Regions from separate parts of the Mus musculus genome. Here region 1 is linked to region 2. A link is a loop called in an ENCODE intact Hi-C map of the cell type or tissue named here. Cell type or tissue: heart. All regions are shown on one strand. Region 1 overlaps Thoc2l (THO complex subunit 2-like). Region 2 holds the start of Zfp33b (zinc finger protein 33B).

What was found. A loop is a pair of places that touch in the nucleus more often than their neighbours do. Peaks named below come from ENCODE experiments on the same cell type or tissue, not always from the same donor. Only the 100,000 strongest peaks of a DNase experiment are listed, where the experiment ranks them.
Region 1: it touches region 2 in a loop (2.6-fold over the local background); 5 of 42 quality-filtered maps call a loop at or near these places.

The regions. Positions count from the first base shown.
Region 1 is chr5:104,509,853-104,514,852 of GRCm38, forward strand. The region is part of intron 1 of Thoc2l (THO complex subunit 2-like); the gene reads left to right. Among named protein-coding and RNA genes, the nearest start is that of Thoc2l, 4.0 kb to the left of the region's middle. In heart, no CTCF peak of the experiment used is centred here; no DNase peak of the experiment used is centred here.
Region 2 is chr5:104,569,463-104,574,462 of GRCm38, forward strand. Zfp33b (zinc finger protein 33B) reads left to right here and starts at 2,210. Exons shown (of 3, transcript NM_001346671.1): 1 at 2,210-2,309. The coding sequence starts at 2,280. In heart, no CTCF peak of the experiment used is centred here; a DNase peak (open chromatin) is centred at 2,109; H3K4me3 peaks cover 1,547 bases; H3K27ac peaks cover 781 bases.

The sequences.
Region 1 (5,000 bases), 60 kb before region 2:
CTGAGTTTCATTCCTACCACTGCCGATGTAGAGAGACATGCATGCGTGTGTATCAAATGTCTGTATGTAGTCTAGGGGTTCCCACCCTCCTCCTTTTCCTCTCCTTTCACTTAGAATAGGTCTAAACCAATAACCAGACCACAGCAAGGAAGCATGGATAGTTACTGTTTCTAGAACCCCGTGTTGAACAGAATACCTAATTTGATACTGTAAAGTGTATTCATTAAGAAACTTCTGGACCTTTCTTGGAGAGTGAAATTATTAGAAAGGTACCAGGGACAGATACAAGGTGACTGTTTTATACAGTCCATCTAATTGCCCTTAAGTTTATTTGTTGGTTTTTTCAAATTTTTTAAAATTCACTTTATATCTTTATGGTTGTCTTTTCCCCATCTCCCCCTCTCACAGTTCCTCCACCTCACTCCTTCTTCTCTAAGTGGAGGCCCTCCCAACCCTGGCACATTAAGTCTCTGCAGGGTTAGATAGTTCCTACTGAAGCCAAACAAGACAGCCAAGTTAGGGGAACAGATTCCACAGACAAGTAACAGCTTTTGGGATAGCCCCTGTTCCAGTTACTCAGGACCCAACATGAAGACTGAGCTGCACATTTGCCTGGGGGTGGAGGGTTTGGGGGTGTGTTGAGGGGCTCATCCGTGTATGGTTTTTGGTTGGTGGTTCAATCTGAGAGGTCCCTAGCGTCCAGGTTAGTTAACTGTGAGTCTTCCTATGGAGTTCCTATACCCTTAGGGGCCCTCAGTCCTTCCCCCAACTCTTCCATAAGAGTCCCAGAGCTTCATCCAGGTGGAGCCTCTCAGAGGACAGCCATGCTAGGCTCCTGTTATGTGCGTCCTTTTGGGTCTGGGTTACCTTTCTCAGAATGATGTCTTCAGGGTTCATTCTTTTGCCTACAAAATTCTTGATGTCTTTGTTTTTAATAACTGAATAGCATTCCATTGTTTAGATAGATGTAGCACATTTTCTTTATCCATTCTTCAGTTGAGGGCCATCTAGGTTGTTTCCAGTTTCTGGCTATTAAAAATAAAGCTGCTATGAACATAATTGAGCAAGTGTCCCTGTGGTATAGTGGGGCATCTTTTGGGTATATGCCCAGGAGTGGTATAGCTGGGTCTTGAAGTAGATGGACAGGGCTGTGTTTAAGAAAGGTTAGTAATAGAGTTTGAGACTCTTACCAGTTAGGTTCGTTCAGCGTGTACTCTGAAATTTGGGGTTTTCAGCTCAGTGCTGACCCATGCATAAACACTGCCTAGTTTGTCCATCCTAAGCCTCCTGTTAACTCAGAAGGCATAGGTATACAGGCAGCTTCTGAGATCTTTGTTCACGCCTAGCCAGAGTCTTCTGCGATGCTTAACTCAGGCAATGACTGAAAGTTTTTCAGATCTGTTTACTTTGAGAATGGAGTTAACATAGCAATTTTCCTTTGCTCTGACAGCTTTGGTGTTTCCTTCATGTTCCAACATTTTGGATGTTAGTTTGCTTTCCTGAGAACACTATTAAAGAACCATAGCATAGTTAAATTTTAATTGCCTCGCATTGCCAGAATGAACCTGTTTTTGTTACTGGCCTGATCTGTTTCTACTTAGGAGGAATAATGATTAACAGTCAGTGTTATGCAAATAATTTTATGATGTCGCAGCATTGGGAAGTTGAGAACCACTGCTGTAGGGGATGGATATCTCAAGCTGGGTCACCATTACTTTGCTAGGCATTGTACTATTGAATGAAGGAAAAATAGATAACAAACCAAGTGCCAGACAGATTTAAGTTGTAGACTCAATTTGAACCACAAAACAATTATTTTTAGTAATAGTAACTTACAGAAACGCAGTGCGAGAACAGTTAATTTGTAATTTGTAACAGTTAATTTTTAGTTGAAAGGTTCATTTAAACATAGTTGTTAACTTTGCTTGTTTGGTTTTTGTTTTAATCTAATTGTCAGTGTTTTACAGAAGGAATGAAACTAGATGAGAACACTTACAATAGAAACAGTTAGAATAGCCATGTCCCAGAAAACAGCATAAAACCCATTGTTCCTTATCACTTCTTAAAAATGTTATTAAGATCAGATCTGTTTTAAGAAACTGGTTTTAAGTATAGATAATCAAATTCTGGTTGTATACATTATTTCATCAAAATGTTTTCTCTTTAGAAAAACTTAAGTATGTATCTAATTATAGCCAACTAAATTATACATATATTTCCTTCTATAAGCTTTGTTGTGGAGGCTGAAGAGGTGGCTCAGCTGTTAAGAGCACTGGCTGCTCTGTTCTTTTAGAAGTCCTGAGTAATATTTAACAACCACGTGGTTTACTGACTTATGGTCATCAATATTGGGATCTTCTGATGTGTGGGTGTACATGCAGACAAAGAATATATATACACACATATATATGTGTGTATATATATGTATATATATTTAAACAAACATTTAAGAATTCATTTTGTGTAATCCTGTGTTACATTCTTATTTTTCATCATTTTCCTTACCAAACGGTATATTTTCTTTATAACCATTTATTTTTCTTTCTTCCTTAGTTCTTTCTTTAAATTTACATTTTGAAGTATTGCTTACACATTTAGTGAATTTGGACAAAATTATATTTTAACACCAAAATAACTCACTTTACATCTTTTTCTAGATTTCTGATTAAAATGTAGCCACTTTCTCTTTGTAGTCTTTGCCATTAAATTGAATGTCATTTAGAATTTTTAACTGTCACTTCTTAGTAAGGACCCGTGAAAAGAGCTATTTAAAATTTATTCTTATACCAAGTTTATAAAAGCTCATTAATGTGAACATGTATCTTCCTTTCATAGAAATTAAGGAGCCAAGATTACTTGAATATGTATTTAGCCATTGATACTTTAGTATTTCAATTTAAAGCTGACTCAAATATTTTACCTCTATTACTTTATTTTTTTCAGATGAAGCAGTTCTTTTAGCACAGTGGTTTTTAATGTCCCACTCCCACCCTCTCTTTCTCCTTGTTCTCAAGTAAACATTTTGACTTTTACATTCCAGTTAGGTCTACTTGAAACAGAAAACTCCAGCTGACCTTAAATAACAAAAGAGTCAGCAGAAGAAAAAGAAAAGCTGTTTATGTGATTACCCTACAAATTGTAGTTTAAGTAATGTCTTAGAGGTGTTCATGGTCAAGCAGAACACTAAATTAGATGATGGAAACAAAAAATAATTTACTAGAAAAAGAGTAACTAACATAACAACAAGTCGAATGATTTAAAAACTTGCAGGAGAAATCCTTTCAAAAAAGGATGCCTTTGGGAACTGCCAGCAAAGCTACACATGCTGGGGGCACCAAAGCCATGAGCAGTTTACCTAAGAACCCTTCCTTTCTTTTTCACTTGCTTAGTCAGCGTGCAAACTCCTCAGCATCTCTGGTAAGGTAAACCTTGTCTTTTCTTATCAGTCTGTGTCTACTATAAACTTCCAGGTTCCCACCCACTGGACCTAAGTCTTATTTAATTAACCTGTTTATTCTAGTCCATGCCCTACCTCCCCATTACCTCTCTCTCAGTCCCTGAACCTTGGTGTCATGCTCTCTCATCTGATTCTTCCCACAGAGCCTCTCTTTGCCAGAAGTCCCGCCTTTCCTCTCCTGCCTCAGCTGTTGGTCATCAGCTCTTTATTAAATCATAAAAACAATACCAGAGACCCGAACAGTGCTCAGCAGCTCTCTGCTGGTACAAAAATCAACATTTGAATAAAACAAAGACAACTTTTACACAGTGCACAAAAAACTTACCCCAATAAATGAAAACCACAGTAAGTGTGGCTTTCTCATTTATAAAGGTATGTTGAATAAGCTCTAAGATATAGTCCTGCAAAGATTGAAGAATAGAGCGAGAGAGTTATGTAGAAAGCATTTCATCATCCTAGTAAGGCCAGAAATTAGCAGGTAGAATGTCCTTTGGAGACTGAAGTAGTAGAGACAAGAAGTTTGCGGTCACTGGGTAGGACACAAATTTAGCACTGGTATTCCACAATATTACATACTCCCATTGAACGTGAGAGTCATGTTGTGGAAGTGGAAAGGAGAATTAAAACAACATCTACTCTGTAACTTTTTTTTTTTTTTTTTTAACACTTAAAGCTAATCTAGGCGTTTTAGGTTACCAGAGGCCAAATCAGTGTCAGCCGTCGGGACTCAGTTAAAGAATTAAACCTGAAGCTGCTTTCAATCAGAGTCCAGTTGTAGGTAAAATCAAGTTCCATTTGATGTTAGCACTAAAGTCCCTATGACCTATGATGATTGTCCACTAGCCCAGATGCCCCAGCTTCTCCGGGCTTCCAGCATTTTTTCCTAAGTGATCCCTCTCACCTTCAAAACAAGTTGAGTCCTTCTGGAAAAATGGGATTTCTTTTCTAGTTTTTGCCTTTAAAGGAGTTTATGTGATTAACTCAGGCCTACCTCTATAATCTCACCTTTGTAGAGCTGACGATTTAGAGTTTTAGTTGCAACCATAAAGTCTTTCTGGTTAGTCTACTAGTGTTTGATGAAATAACTAGAGGATGTTCTTGGAGAAGAATCGTGGTATGATGGTAAATGCCTGTGAAATAACAAATATTTGAAAAGCTGGGCTGCTTACTACTAGAGGTAGCAAGTTTTGCACCAGCCAGGGCAATCCATAGAGACTCCTTGAAAATAGCAAAGCACAAGGACTATAGATGACAGCTCATAGATAAACACTGAATGAGCTATAGGTGCCGTTTAGCAATGCATGCCCAAAGTTCAAAGCCTTGCATTCATAAATGTGTGCTTGCAAATACTCACAAGAAACCGAATTTAGAAAAAAATATCCATGAAGAGCCAGCTTGTTTTTTCCTTTGTTAATCACTGATCTATGGAGTGACTGTTTCCATTTTTGTTGTGGCCTCCAGGATACAACTTTATTCAGTGTAGAATGCCTTTAAGTCTATCCATATCATTCCCATATGCTCCCTCAAGCAACTTTCCATATAA
Region 2 (5,000 bases):
ACTGTGGAGCTGGGGCTATGTATGGGTGGTGCAATACATAGGTTATAATTGTGTGGGATTTGTGCTGGGTACCTTATTGTCAACTTGACACAAGCTACAGTCACTTCAGACTTCGTATAGGAGCACACAGGAATTCACTGTCTCCTGGCTGAATGAAGTTCTTTCTTGTCCTTCTCTGGTCCCAGGTCTAGAATTCATTGCTTCTGTTCTTGTACATGAGTGTCTACTGAGTTAGCAAAATGCTGACAAAAACGTTTATCTCCTTGAAACATCTGTGTCATTAGGAAGCTGGGGTTTCCTTCTACAGAAATAGCAATATTTGATCCATACTTTTCCCCTTTGTAGAGAGCAGCATTATAGATTTAGAAATGAACAACATTGTTGAGTCTACATAGTTGGATCACAGTGTTGCTCTGAGAACCTGCCAAGCTTATTAGGACATCTTCCAATATGCTTTTGAGTAGATGTTGCAGCTATCCACAATTGGATTGCTTTTTAAATTAACTAAAGTACCAGATTCAATATGATTGATGGATTGTCATAATGTATAACAAAATTGTAAGCATATTAGGACTAGTATCAATTAAATAAAAAGAAATGTTTAATGATATGTTTTAACTATGTGTTTGTAAATGGAAGCAACAGTAAATATCCTGAATTAACTTTGACATTACCTTTGAGTGTGTTGTCTTACAGATGTGCTGGTGAAGATTTCTTGGAGACCCAGGGTTTCCATCTGTCATCTTGGGGCTCCATGTCTCATCATGGGGTTTGTGAGAGAATCACCTGTCTTTAGCTTGTATAATGATTATCCTCTTAGCAATTAATTATGTACAATTGCTACCTCTTCAGAAAAGGATTCATTGTGTTTTTTCATATTTAAATTTCTACTTAGTTTAAATTATCCTGACAAGAAACAGAAACCATCTTCTTTTTTTCTATTTCTTTAATTTGTATTTTGTTTTGTCATGTAAATTCAGCAAATAAACCTGCGACTGACATGTACAGTCGTAAGAATTTTCTAAAATTATTTAAAGAGTTGTGATTCCACAGTATCTTCTGAGCATTTATATTCATACCCACAGATGCTTTCTTGGTACCAGTGAGCATGGGTGAAGGGAATTAAAGAAGCTTGCAGCAGTGTTTAGAGACCTTGCACTGTCTTTCTTGTCTACTCCAGAAGTCTGTGTCTTTGACTCTCTGTCACGTCATGTCCAACCCACAATGGCAGGTAAGGTCAGCAGGGAGTTGTCCAGGGGACAGGAAACAATGGTAGTGTCTTTGGATATGTCTTTTGAAATGGACTTTAGTAGTTTGTTTGTTTTCTACTTTCAATTATCTCTTCCTGTTTTAATTATGGCTTTACTGCTGTGAACAGTTACCATGACAAAGACAACTCTTAAAAGGACGACGTTTAATTGGGGCTCGATTACAATTCAGAAGTTCAAGGTGCATGGCAGAGCCTAGGCTGGCATGGGGCCAGAGGAGCTGGGAGTTCTACATCTTGTTACAAAGACTGCCAGGAGAAGACTGGCGTCTAGGCAGCTAGGACAAGGATCTTAAAGCACTGTCATTCATGGAACAGAAAAGCTTCATGTCATCCTCATATAATACAGAGCTTCACCATGGGAAGGCAGCAAGAAATTAACAGCGGCCGTGAAATATATTTATTGTCAACTGAGACTCAAAAAGAATAGATTTGAGGTTGTAAACAGGCTTTAAAATTTACTCTTCACGAAGCTAAAATATTGTAAACACAATATGGCTACATAATTTAAAATCATATCACACAGATATGTGCCCCCAAGGGCCCTGATTCAGTTCGTGGCTCTTCTGGGACTCTCAGCTATGCCTGGATGTTCAAGAGTCAGAACCTCCCCCCACCCTCCACCCCAGAACTGGGACACGTCACAGACCAGGAACTCCCTAACCAGCTCTAGCCTCGGCCTCATCAAAGACTGCATTTCCCATCCCTGAGCAGACTCTTGGCTTCCCCTGAAGCCCAGCACCAGCCAGGCTGCAGAAAAGAAAAAATAGTCTAGATATTTATTCCCCGGTACGGAGCCCAAACAGGCTGTGCCCAACGGAAGTGAATAAATGGACTGACAGATTCACTGTCCAATCAGAGTCTCCATACGCGCCTGCCAGTCAGAAAAGGAGGAGGGTTCTTCCGGAAATCACATTGCAGGTTCTGCGAGAGTTTACGTGATTTTGTGTGTTGTTTTTTCACCTCAACTGCCGAGTACTGAGGGAAGCTCAGGAAGCTCTGAAGATACAGCATGGCCAGCACATCCTCACTCTCCACAAAGGTGAGGAGCGGGAGCCGCTGTGGTGGGTCCTGCTCGGGGCTGGGCGGGAACCAGCAGCTTGATGCAGCCGCGTGTGAGGTCCCTGTTAGTGTAAGCCATTCCTGGACCCAGCGGTGGCATCTGAATAACTTCCCTCTCTGGGCTGAATCTGCACAAAGCATTTGGAACAGGGTCTTGTGTATAGAAACATCCTTGATAGGATGCCAGTGGCAGGCAGGCTTGGTTCCTCTAGTAGAGTCTACAAGCTCTTCTCCTCTATCATTTTTTGTTGTGATTCATTTGGAGTTAATTTTGTCTAGTTGTAAAAGGCATCCATCTGTTGGGTGACTGAGAGCACGTTCTTTCAATATGCCTCTGTTTTTAAAGAAACAAGAAATAGATGCAATGTTAATTTTTGTACAGCTGCCCCATTAGTCTTTTAGAAAAATGTTTCTGAGACAAGCTATGTTGTCACGTGCATCCCAGTCTCATGCTCCCCAGGGCAATGACCCTGCTTTCCTTTTTATTAGACTTTCTAAGTTCGAATGTTAAATGTATGTACAAGAGCGTTTTTAAAATTACTCATTTAAGTCCTGTGATTAACTGTCCTTTGCAGTGAAAGGAAAAGTGCATTCCTGTGGAACATGTATTCTGCCTTCAGACTAGAACAGGAGGAATGGTTTACTGTGTACACAGTAGGGTGAAACAGTGTAGACCAGAGCTAGCTCACAGACTAAAGTTTAAGGAGTCATCTGCAGGAGTCACCATTGGGAAGGAGGACCTGATGGGGCAAAGTGAGTGATTGTTTTAAATTCCTCAGCATTTATTAATTCATGCATGTTTATAGAAATTGTATAGATTGGTGGGTATACAAGTTGGGGATGTTCTGTGGGATCAAACTTTGTTGATGTAATTATGTCAGCTGAGAAGCTGTGTGTGTGTCAGGTTATAGATCAGCAGCTAATATTACACATAAGGACAAGATCATACATCATCTTATTGATGGCATTTCCTTAGCAGGAAATTGCTTGTTTTTCTTGAAAGTCACTATTGTTAGCATTTGTCCCTTGTTTTATTACCACCAGCCACAATGCATGTTTCATGTAAATTAAGTCCAGGGTTCAAAAGTAGATTTGAGTTTCAGAGGTTTTTCATGTGTTCATGGTGCTTGGTAGGAAGCAGACACTAAATTGCTCTTCCAAGTTGTTTTCTTTGTGGGTTTCAGAGGTCATGGATTTCCCAAAGAGGCATGAGAGACTGCAGAGCCATAGCCACCATTCTGATCTTCTCCACCCAGAGAGATCTGTAGAGCATGGGGCCTCACTGTTTGAATGATGAGTAGTAGATTGACGGTGAGAAATATAACAGTTAAAGCCACTTTGAGTTATTTTTGTGGGAGTTTGTGGGGTTTTTTAGTTTAGTTTAGTTTTGTTTTTTAAGTTTCAATACACATGTGCTCATAGGTAACATTGTTCAAGTTCACATTTAAGGGACTATACCCTTATAAAGGATCCCTACAACCAATGCCCTATTGGTCATAAAACAGCACAGAACGACAGCTTAAGCAATGTCCTGTTGACTCTTTCTCCTTTCTGATTTTAATCTCTTACAACATTGCCATTTGTCAGATTGGTGTGAGAGCTTCAGCCATCTTGTGTACAGTACAGGTTGAAATTGAAAATGTGGGAGGGAAAGCACAGAATCTAGCATCAGCATTCAAGTTCAAAGTGTTTTTATAATGTCTTGTAGTTGGTGTTTGGGGAAGCAAAAGTGAGTGCCAGCTTTTACACCAGAGTGGCCAGATTGATGAGAAGCAAATAGCTAGTACAGCAGACTGTAAGAATCCAGAAAGTTGTTCTATTTGGATGCAAGGAGAACTTTCTGCCCATGAGTCACAGTGGATCAAAAAGTTAAAATGAGGTTAAGAAATAGACTGAATTGCTTTTGTTTGAATTTAAATAATGGCAATAAATGATCATTGAGCAAAAATGTAATACTTTAGACAAGTGACCCATTTCAATTCTTCAGAGTAAATAACCAGGCTTATGTCGTCACACATTTTTGATTAGGAGAATATGTTTATAAATGTTTAAGAGTTGTTTTGTCATTTTGTTCATTTATTTAATTTATTTTTTATGTATACAGTGTTTTGCCTGCATGTATTCCTGCAAGCCAGTAGAGGGCACCTAATCTTATTATACATGACTGTGACCCACCATGTGGTTGCTAGAAATTGAACTCAGGACTTTTGGAAGAGCAGCCAGTTCTCTTCAACTCTGAGGCATCTCTCCAACATAACATTTAAGATTTTTACACAGGAGTTCCTGTTTAATGTTTGGTATAATTGTAATATCAATACCCTATAATATTATCTATGCATTTTTATTTTTGAATAGTTAATCAAACATTAATTTTTCTTAAAGAGAAGCAAGAGTGGTTGTTTAGAATTAAGTGTGCATTTTCTCTTCTAATTCCACAGTCCAACATAATGGAAGACATCACAAAACAATGACCTGTGTCTGTTTCCTGATATATATATATATATATACATACATACATACATATGTATGTATGTATGTATGTATGTATGTATATGTACATATACATATACACATATACATACATATTTCATATTGTCGAGTAAAAATATGATTTTACAGGTCTCCACTGTGTGTAGGGGTGGGCTTGGCATGAACGCTTTTGTGATGCTCA